2 separate regions of the Homo sapiens genome follow, and region 2 is linked to region 1. A link is a contact called in ENCODE Hi-C or POLR2A ChIA-PET data. All regions are on one chromosome and are shown on one strand. Each heading gives the region's core, a stretch centred on a gene start or an enhancer-like site at or near the end of the contact. The rest is flanking DNA. Distances are from core to core; before and after follow the strand shown.

Region 1 (2,500 bases), core at 1-2,500:
TTCTTTCTTTTATAGAAGTAGGCTTCAAAGAAACAACGAAAGGTGCTAAAACTGGTCTCTGGATGAATCTCTGCTAGGACTTAGAGAAACATGGAGACCTAGTTGTTATCATACAACTTGTCTTGCTGCCACTTGTCCTGTCCCTTCAAGGAGTTATGGTTATCAGGAAAAAAGCCAATTAACAAACTCTGCTTAATTTTTGTGGTGATAATTAATCAACTCTAAGATTTCAGCATAAAATCCCAACACCTTGCCCTGTGTGACAAGACCCTAAGTGCCTTGCTCCTGCCTGGCTCTCCAGCTGCATCTTGTCACTCTACACTCCTTACTCGACTCCAGCCACACTGGCCAAGGCCTGCTGTCTCCAGATCTTGCATAACCGCCTTCACACATCTGCTCGGAGTTCACTTCCAGTCTTCCTATTCCTAGCCCCATGAGCTACTGAACACTTGAAATGTGTCTAGTCTGAACGGAAATGTGCTGGAAGTATAAAATATACACCGGATTTTTATGACTTAGTAGATATAAAAGAAATATCTTATTAATAATCTCATATTGATTGCCTGTTGAAATATTTAAAATATGTTGGGTTATTATTAAAATTAATTTGATCTGTTTCTTTTTACTTTTTTTTTTTTTTTTTTGAGACGGAGTTTCGCCCTTTTGTCCAGGCTGGAGTCAAGTGGCATGATCTCGGCTCACCGCAACCTCCACCCCCACCCCGCCCGGGTTCAAGCCATTTCTCCTGCCTCAGCCTCCCAAGTAGCTGGGATTATAGACGCCCGCCACCAAGCCCAAGTAATTTTTGTATTTTTAGTAGAGACGGGGTTTTGCCATGTTGGCCAGGCTGGTCTTGAACTCCTGACTTCAGGTGATCACCTGCCTCAGCCTGCCAAAGTGCTGGGATTACAGGCATGAGCCACCGCGCCCGGCGTTCTTTTCACATTTTATGTGGCAATTGGAAAATTTAAAATTACACTCATGGCTCACACTGTTTCCATCGGACAGCGCTACCCTATGGCATGACCCTCTTTTGCTGCCCTCCTGGCACTTACATTGTAGAATTTCAGCATCCGGGCTCACTTGGTCAGTGGCCTACTCACCCAAGCAGAATGTACCACAGAAACCTTGCCTGGCTCACCCACACCTGATTCCCAGGCACTCAGGCCAGGGCCTGGAGCATAGTAAGTGCTGACTAAATATCTTTCGAATGAATGACTCTACTCTTCCTCAGCTGGACTCATGAATTCTGTCGGGTCCCAAAATACGTGGTCTAAAGTCCTTTGGGCTCCTGCCGCTGCCAGCACTGATCATATGCTCTTGACCCTGGTCGGGTGGGGGGATGTCTGGATACCTCCTCTGTGGAAAGAACTGGCCACACATCCGCAGAGGTGACTCGGGCTGAGAACCCAGGCTCCTCCTCCCTTTGGTGACACGCCCCTCGGTCCCTCACTGGCACTTCTCCCTCCGGCCACACGGCGGCGTCTCGCCATAGCGCAGCGGCCGATGGTACAGCCCGCTCCCCCCTCGCGCTCTCGGACAGTGGGTCCTTCCACTTGTAGAAAAGCATTGTGGGACGGAAGCCTGTCCTTTCTTCCTTTTGGTGCGAGCTTGCTGTGGTTTTTGCTCTGGGTCCTCTGGGATGGCGCCTGGCTGTGGCCGCGTGGTCTCTCACGCAGGGGCGCCGGGCGGGGGAACGCGGCCACCCTGAGTCTGGTGAGTCGACTGCGGCGGCCTGTGTCCGAAGTGTCCGGGGCCGTGAACAAGGGCAGCGGCCTGGCCTCAGGCCTGCGTTCCCACGTTTGGAAACGGGGAGCTTCGTCGATTTGTGTTTACATCATCGACTATGCCAGGGAGTTCTCCAGATAAGCCTGGTTTTATTTTCGTCAGTGAAAAGGCCTTACCGTATAACTGACTTTATGCTTGCCCTGCCCCCGTATAAAATAACTTAAAAGCAGCGTGCCTGGTTACAGCTGTTTCCACGTGCGGTGCTCGTCGGGAGTGATCACCTACCCTACAGGTGAGTTTTCACGTTCGTGCAAGACCAGTCGCCATTTAAAACGCATCGCATTTCACTTTTCATTATTAAGTCGGATTTTAAATCGTGAGAAAATTTCTCTGAAATGTATTGTCCGTTTTTAGGCTGTAATCGGCATTACTGTCAGCCAGTCAGCAACCTTATGCCATAAAGCCTACCTCACGCAGTGTCAGCCTTTGTGTTGCCCATTCACTTTGGAAACTAGTGAATGTGGTGTCAAAAAAGGCGTAAATTAAACGCTTTGCAGCCTTTTCCTGCCCTTAAATTTGATACCTTTGGTGTAGGAGCTGCATAAGTAACAGTTGCTGCTTTTACGTTTCCACGCGTGATCTTGACCCTGCTAGCCTTAAGTGTATGGTTTCTCTTAGCCAGTTCTAATTTTTGTTCAGGTGGAAGATGGATGCCTGAAGTGTAGACTGCTGCTAGCTGAATACCATCTGGGAGCATAAAGGTGACCTGAAG
Region 2 (6,031 bases), core at 1,659-4,158, 460 kb before region 1:
CTCTTGGCTATGTGATTTGGGAATGGTTTCACCTTCTTAAAACATTTGAACTTATTTTCCCAGTTACCTTTTGCCTTTATAGTTGGAAAAAAAGGGAAAAACAAACTTACTTCTGAAAAATTTAGTAACAGATGCTATGTAAATTCTGAAAATAAGGGAGGTCAATCATAGGTATTTGGTAAGAAACCAAAACACAAGGCATTCTTCTTTCAGAGGAAATTTAAAACCAAGAAGGAGCAAGCACCCTTTTGTTAACCTTATTATAATCAACTGCTTTATATTTATTTTCATTTCCACAAAGTGACAGCAGTCACATAGAAATGTTTCTCAATGACATTAGAATGTCAAGACTCCACTGCGGTCTGTGTCTACTCTTTCCAGATGCTTCTGCAGTTTGACAATAAACTTAGGGAAATCTCCTAGAATTCCCAGGGTGAGGAGAAAAAAAAAAGGTCTTTCTGTTATTGAAATGAATACAGGAATACAGTAATATTAAACAAAAGGATATTTTGAAAGTTTGGATTTAATTAGCTTGTTTATGGTTTAAATCTCTTTTTAGATGGTTCTATTTCTGAATTTAGGAAGGTTTTAAAATGACTTCTCTTTTCTCTTTAAGTCCCTGTATCCCAATTTTTGTTTTTCTATACTTCAGAACCTAATCAATTTAGAATTCTTTACACATGCCAATTCTTTCAAGTGAGTTTAGCCTACAAAATAGTAAGATGCAATCAAACTTGTTTTTGTACATATGATTTCATATGTTTGAAAGTCAACATGCAAATATATGCAAAAACTCTCAAATTTTTTTTAATGAGAAAAACATCTCCCTGAATTTGAAATCAAGCCTTATGGGTGGTTCCAGGTGCTATGAAGTTAGGTGGCTCATGTACATGTGTGGGTGATGGATGGCAGACACCAATCTCACTCTCTTCCTGAAGGTAGCTAAAAATCAAATATTCCAGGAGATCAAGAAGATGCAGTCAGTGGACTCTCAACAATACTTTTCTAATTGACAGGTTTTATAGATACTTTTTCAGTGAACATGGTTTCATTTACCTGAGTCAATAATACTCCCACAGGAATGAGAACCACAAAATTATACTTTTTTAGCTTGCCTGGCAATATGATGCTTCTATTACAGAATGATAAATCCTATTACCTGTTTATTCAGAATTTCAATTTAATTCAACCTTTAGAAACACTGCTGTTTTTCTTTCTCTGAGTCTCATTTCTGTCACTGGCCATCTTCTCTGCATACAGTGTCTTCTATAATGAGGCAAGAATTTCAGTATCTTGCAAAATTCTCTGTTTAGCGTCATAATAAGAATTTACAAAAACTTTGTTCCATTTACTTCTACTTAAAATGGCTTCCTTTTCTCCAGAATCATAGAAGTATTATCAGCATGCTAAGCAAAGACTCCAAGCTTAAGGGAGAAAAAGAAAGAAGGGATTTAAGCGGTTGGATTATAAGATATAATGGACCGGAGAATTCTAATAGGTTTGGAGTGCTACAGATATCTCCCTGGCCCTAGAAAGGCCCAACCATCCAGAGTACTACCCAAAGTCCCACCTCCTACCCCCATACCCTCTCACCTTCCACCCATGCACCCTTCTTTCTCATGACCCTTCCCACCTCCTAACCCTACTCACCCTCTTACCACCTGTCCACTCACCTATAAAGGTGAGCTGATTGTAGATGATTCAGGATATGAATTAAGCTGTCCTGGGGATAAAATCTCAACTAACTACCTCTTGGCACATTCTAAGATATAAAGTGACCTTCCTCAGGGTAGAATGCAAACATCCCCTGTTCATCCCAGGCATCAAATGGATTGAGTGATTATGTTTCTGAGGACTAAGACCTCCATACGTTGGTGAAGTAAGGCCAGTTTTTTTGATGGTGAAGATTTGGGCTCCTGTTTAAACATAGTCAAGTTTCTTACCGAAGGGCCATTAAGGTCTTTTGTGAGAGAAAATAAAGAAGATTGAGCTTTTGGATAAAGCAGAAGTTGGAATAAAGTTAGGGAGGCTGGAAAGAAAAGGAAGGGAGGGGAGAAGGGAGCCCTGAACCAGGCAGAGGGTCTACCAGGAGCAGCACAATCATCAAGGGATAACCAGGCAAGAGACCTCGAGGAGGACCTCTATGAAGAGATAATCATTTCTGTTGTTTTTGTAAAATATGTCAATCTATACAGCTCCATGTATATGTTTGCAAATGAACCTTAATATATACTCTAGGGGTGTTAATTAGCATATGAAACCCCATAATCAGAAATCCACATATGAGCAATAGCTCCAAATATTGCTATCTAAATATGCACTAGAGAGTTTTTAATTAGGGCAAAGCATATTAGCAAATACTTTTTTTCTATTGGAATTAGAGATTTTTCAAGATAGATGTTTGATCAGGAAGATTTAGGCAGATGTTTTTCCCCTGCATTAATGAGTTATAGGAAACCTAGCAGCCTAACATCTGTGGGGGTGGTGCCCTTGATCTGGAATGCTGTTTGGTCCTGTGTTCCCTGGACACTTAGATGCGTGATTCTACCTGAAGGCTAGCTGAGCCTCATCAACATTGTTACCTTTCACTCAGCAGAAACCTTTCTTGTATACAAGGTGTGTGTTAAGACACCAGAAAGAATGAAGAGTGAGGACTTTAGCAAGTTTAGAGAATGAATTGTCTTACTGTTTTGGTACCTCATTGCTTACAAAGTGAGAGAGCACTGAGTCTATTAGTCACTATAATACATATAATTTTTTATTACAATATACACATAGGTAGAGAACTATTCGAAGAGGGCATATAGCTCTCACCTACTCTAGTAGTAGAAGGCTATGTTTACCAGAAAAACCTGACACCTGGAAAACATCTGCTTGGCTTAACTGAAATCTCAAAAGAGGAAACTGCTGAAGAACCCAGCAGTGAAGTGAAAGTAAAGTCCTTGTCTGTCAACTGTCAGGCTGTATGTGAAAGGAAACCTCATTTCACATTGCCAGCATGCATTGGACAAATGTGAGGCAAGGTGCACAGGAGTTGCTGCACCTCGACTTGGGGAGAGCTGCAGGAACTATCTTGAGTCCTCTGCTGGCCCTTGGACACATACTATTTAGGACTGAAACTTCTTTGATCCTCAGCCGATTTTGGTGCAGACCCTCCAGCTCTTGGGTCTCCTGGATCACTCTTCCTCCAAATCTAGGGAGTGTCCGCTCTGACATCTTGGACTGGCCAGTTATGTATGAAAGGTCAGTTAAGTGTGGGGATTGGGAAAAGATGGTCTCATAAGGGGTGATGTTCTGGTGACAGTATTTTTCATAAGATAAAATGCATTTCCATTATGAATGTTTAGATTAGAATGATTGGAAAAAGAAGGTATCAAGGATAGGCAGTGTGGAAAAAAAGGCCAAGTTTATGGGAATACCAAACAAAATAAGAACACAAAGAGCACAGTAGAGTCATTATCAACCATAAGTGCAGAAGGATCATTTTGTCAATGAAGTATTCAGATAAAAACCAGACAAGTTCTGTTTTATGTATCCAAGACAACTAGTATTGTTGATTGGGAGCCTAATTTGTGCATCTTTATTCTGGAATTCTCTTTGATATGGCTTTATTATTTTTAAAATATATAACTATTTGTTGTTTGTTTCCCCAGGCCTGGAAAACTTACATTCATGGGTTAGAGAAAGCTGACAATAAGATCACTAATCCACCACAGATAATTGTTGAGAAACCAACCGTGAAGACCAGGGACAGTACTAGAGGATGTGGTAGAGGAGGAGGATAGCATGAAGGGAGGAAATGACCTAACTTTATAAAAGAAAATAAGGCAGATATTGAAGAATGAACACTAGTGAATGAATTTAACGTTGATCTCTGGGGATTCTCCTGAGCAAGTGGTGAGATAGGAGATGATCTTTTAGAACCTGTCTGCACTATAAGGAGAAGTAATGCCAGACTGTTATTTCCTCTAAGGCTATGGTTAATCAACAGGTGGATGGGGGTACTGTAGACCTAGTGAGTCTGGACTTATGGCACTGGATAATGTCTAAGTTCTGTCCTTGGTCAAGACAGAGAAACAGAGGCAGCAGCTTTGAAAGCTGGTCTTTGGACTGATGCCAAAACAGCTGCTTAAGAGTCACCTAGGGATGTTGTTAAATAGTTCAAGATGCCTGTGGCACAACCCTTTAGGCTAAAGAGTGAAGTCCAAAAATCGAGTTTTAGTAAGCAGTCCAAATAAGTTCCATGTGCAGGCAGGTATGACATCCCTGAAGGGAGCCGATTTATGGACCAAAGACAAACTGAAGAGAGTCTTCCCAAAGTGCCATATGGGGTTCTGTTTCAGTCAACATTCTTATCAATACCTTAGATAACAATGACAAGTTTATCAAATCCAAGGATGATATGAAACTGGAGAAGAGAGCAGAGTTAGGATCCAAAATGATTTCATATTAAGTCAGATAAAAACCAAAGATTAGGTTAAAAACAAGTCTGTCAGTAAAATTTCCATATCAACTGTGACTTCCAGTAACATAGGAAACATCCAAAATTCATTTTAATATTTGTAATATTAGAAAATCAATGAAAAAGAATGCAGGGATCTAGCTATGGTCAAAGATCTTTAGGCCTGGGCAGGAAGTTGATTTCATATATTGAGAGACAAAGAGTCAATCATGTGATCATTTTGGCAGGAATAAGAGAGTCGCAGATTTCTGTGAATAGACTAAGGAAGAAATAGGTAATGTATATGGCTTAAATCCAAAGATGTAGGCCATGTGCCACACCTTCCTTGAATTTATGGAATCAAATATAAATGAGATTTATTGCATCCCATTTAGGGCCCAAGCCAAAAATTCTGATCATTAGTACCTACTTTAACTAGGATGGTACTATCCCTCCTTAAGAGATAAGCATCTTTCAAACTCAGAATTGCAAATTAAGTAGAGAAATATTTTAGAAAATTAAAATCCAGCGATATTAATACTTTTGAATTATGGAAATAATATTCAATTTTTATTGTAATGTTTAGAAATTGCACTTGAGTGATAGCATTGTAACTTCAATTTAAAATATCTAATTAAGTAATTAATTCAGACTTCTGGTTTGCAGTGAAATTCTTACTATATATATACTACTGTGGCACTTAAGAGAACTCAGAGTTCACGATATTTATAAACTTAATTTATTAGATTTATATAGATTACTTCGTCCTTGGGAAAGTTTGCCAATCAGGCAATTGAATTACTCTAAAGAGAAATAAAATGCATTAAACTTATAAATGCAGTATAAAATATGTGAAAGTGTTTAATTAACTAGTTTTTAAATGGGATCAAGTATTGTTCAAAGGCAATTAGAGTGATTGCTAAAAGTGCTAGGCATAACTAGAATAAGAGGATTTGTAAATTGAACTTAAAGCTTAAGGAAGAATGAGGTTATTAAAAATTGGTGACTTTAATAAAATGAATATCAATTTTTCAAAATAAAATAAATGACTGAATAGTCTTTTCTAGGTAGAAAAGCTGTCTTTGGGTGAAACAAAAAAAAACTTCCAGCAGTTTGTCCAGGGTGGAGATGGAACTTCAGCAAGTATGAAAGTGTCCTGGCTGGAGGTCGAGTCCTCAAGGCTCCATTGGAGATTACAGAATGCTGAACCTGCCAAGAGCTGCTGCAATCTTAGGCTATGAGGAGAGGAGAATATGCAGAGAGGAAGCTGATTGCCTGCCTCCGTTCTACACTAATCTGATCGCTTAGTCTTTTATGATCACTCCTGGGAAAAACAAACAAACAAACAAACAAACAAACAAACAAACAAAAAAACCTGTCTTTAAGACCAGCTGTTGCGAATTCTCCTGAGCCAGCGTGATCATTCACTGACTCTGAGGTTCTTTGTTTATTTTTGTAGATAATGGTAGGTACTTTGGTAGATAATAGTTCGTGATGGGTGGGTTAGTGATATTACCCTCTCACAAAATCCCTACCAGGTTATAACAAAAGCAGGTCTCCAACCAAATTCTGCCACACATCTCCCAGACG

Evidence for each region. Hi-C counts contacts between places; a loop is a spot of excess contacts on that map. ChIA-PET counts read pairs that join two places held with the same protein, here RNA polymerase II (POLR2A). Pooled maps may share reads with other maps.
Region 2: a map of OCI-LY7 shows a loop between it and region 1 (4-fold over the local background). The contact joins the enhancer-like site here to the promoter of EPB41L4A-AS1 in region 1. A Hi-C loop is called at or near these places in 1 of 168 maps with a recorded cell type or tissue (OCI-LY7) and 4 of 50 pooled maps. POLR2A ChIA-PET finds 5 or more read pairs at or near these places in 6 of 52 experiments (AG04449, GM12878, H1 and 3 more).

What each region holds. Positions count from the first base shown.
Region 1 is chr5:112,159,276-112,161,775 of GRCh38, forward strand. It overlaps EPB41L4A-AS1 (EPB41L4A antisense RNA 1), which reads left to right and starts at 1,251. Exons shown (of 3, transcript NR_015370.2): 1 at 1,251-2,020; 2 at 2,428-2,500. SNORA13 (small nucleolar RNA, H/ACA box 13) reads left to right here and starts at 2,210; the gene lies at 2,210-2,342. It also overlaps a transcript of EPB41L4A not described here. RefSeq lists enhancers at 1,118-2,317, 1,136-1,345, 1,218-1,950, 1,726-1,825, 1,846-1,895 and 1 more.
Region 2 is chr5:111,700,888-111,706,918 of GRCh38, forward strand. The region is part of intron 2 of STARD4-AS1 (STARD4 antisense RNA 1); the gene reads left to right. Among named protein-coding and RNA genes, the nearest start is that of NREP, 53 kb to the right of the region's middle. Within about 2 kb of position 2,909, at least 2 of the 41 ENCODE cell types and tissues checked have a DNase peak (open chromatin) inside an H3K27ac peak, as active enhancers do; they include OCI-LY7, where a contact is called at or near this core.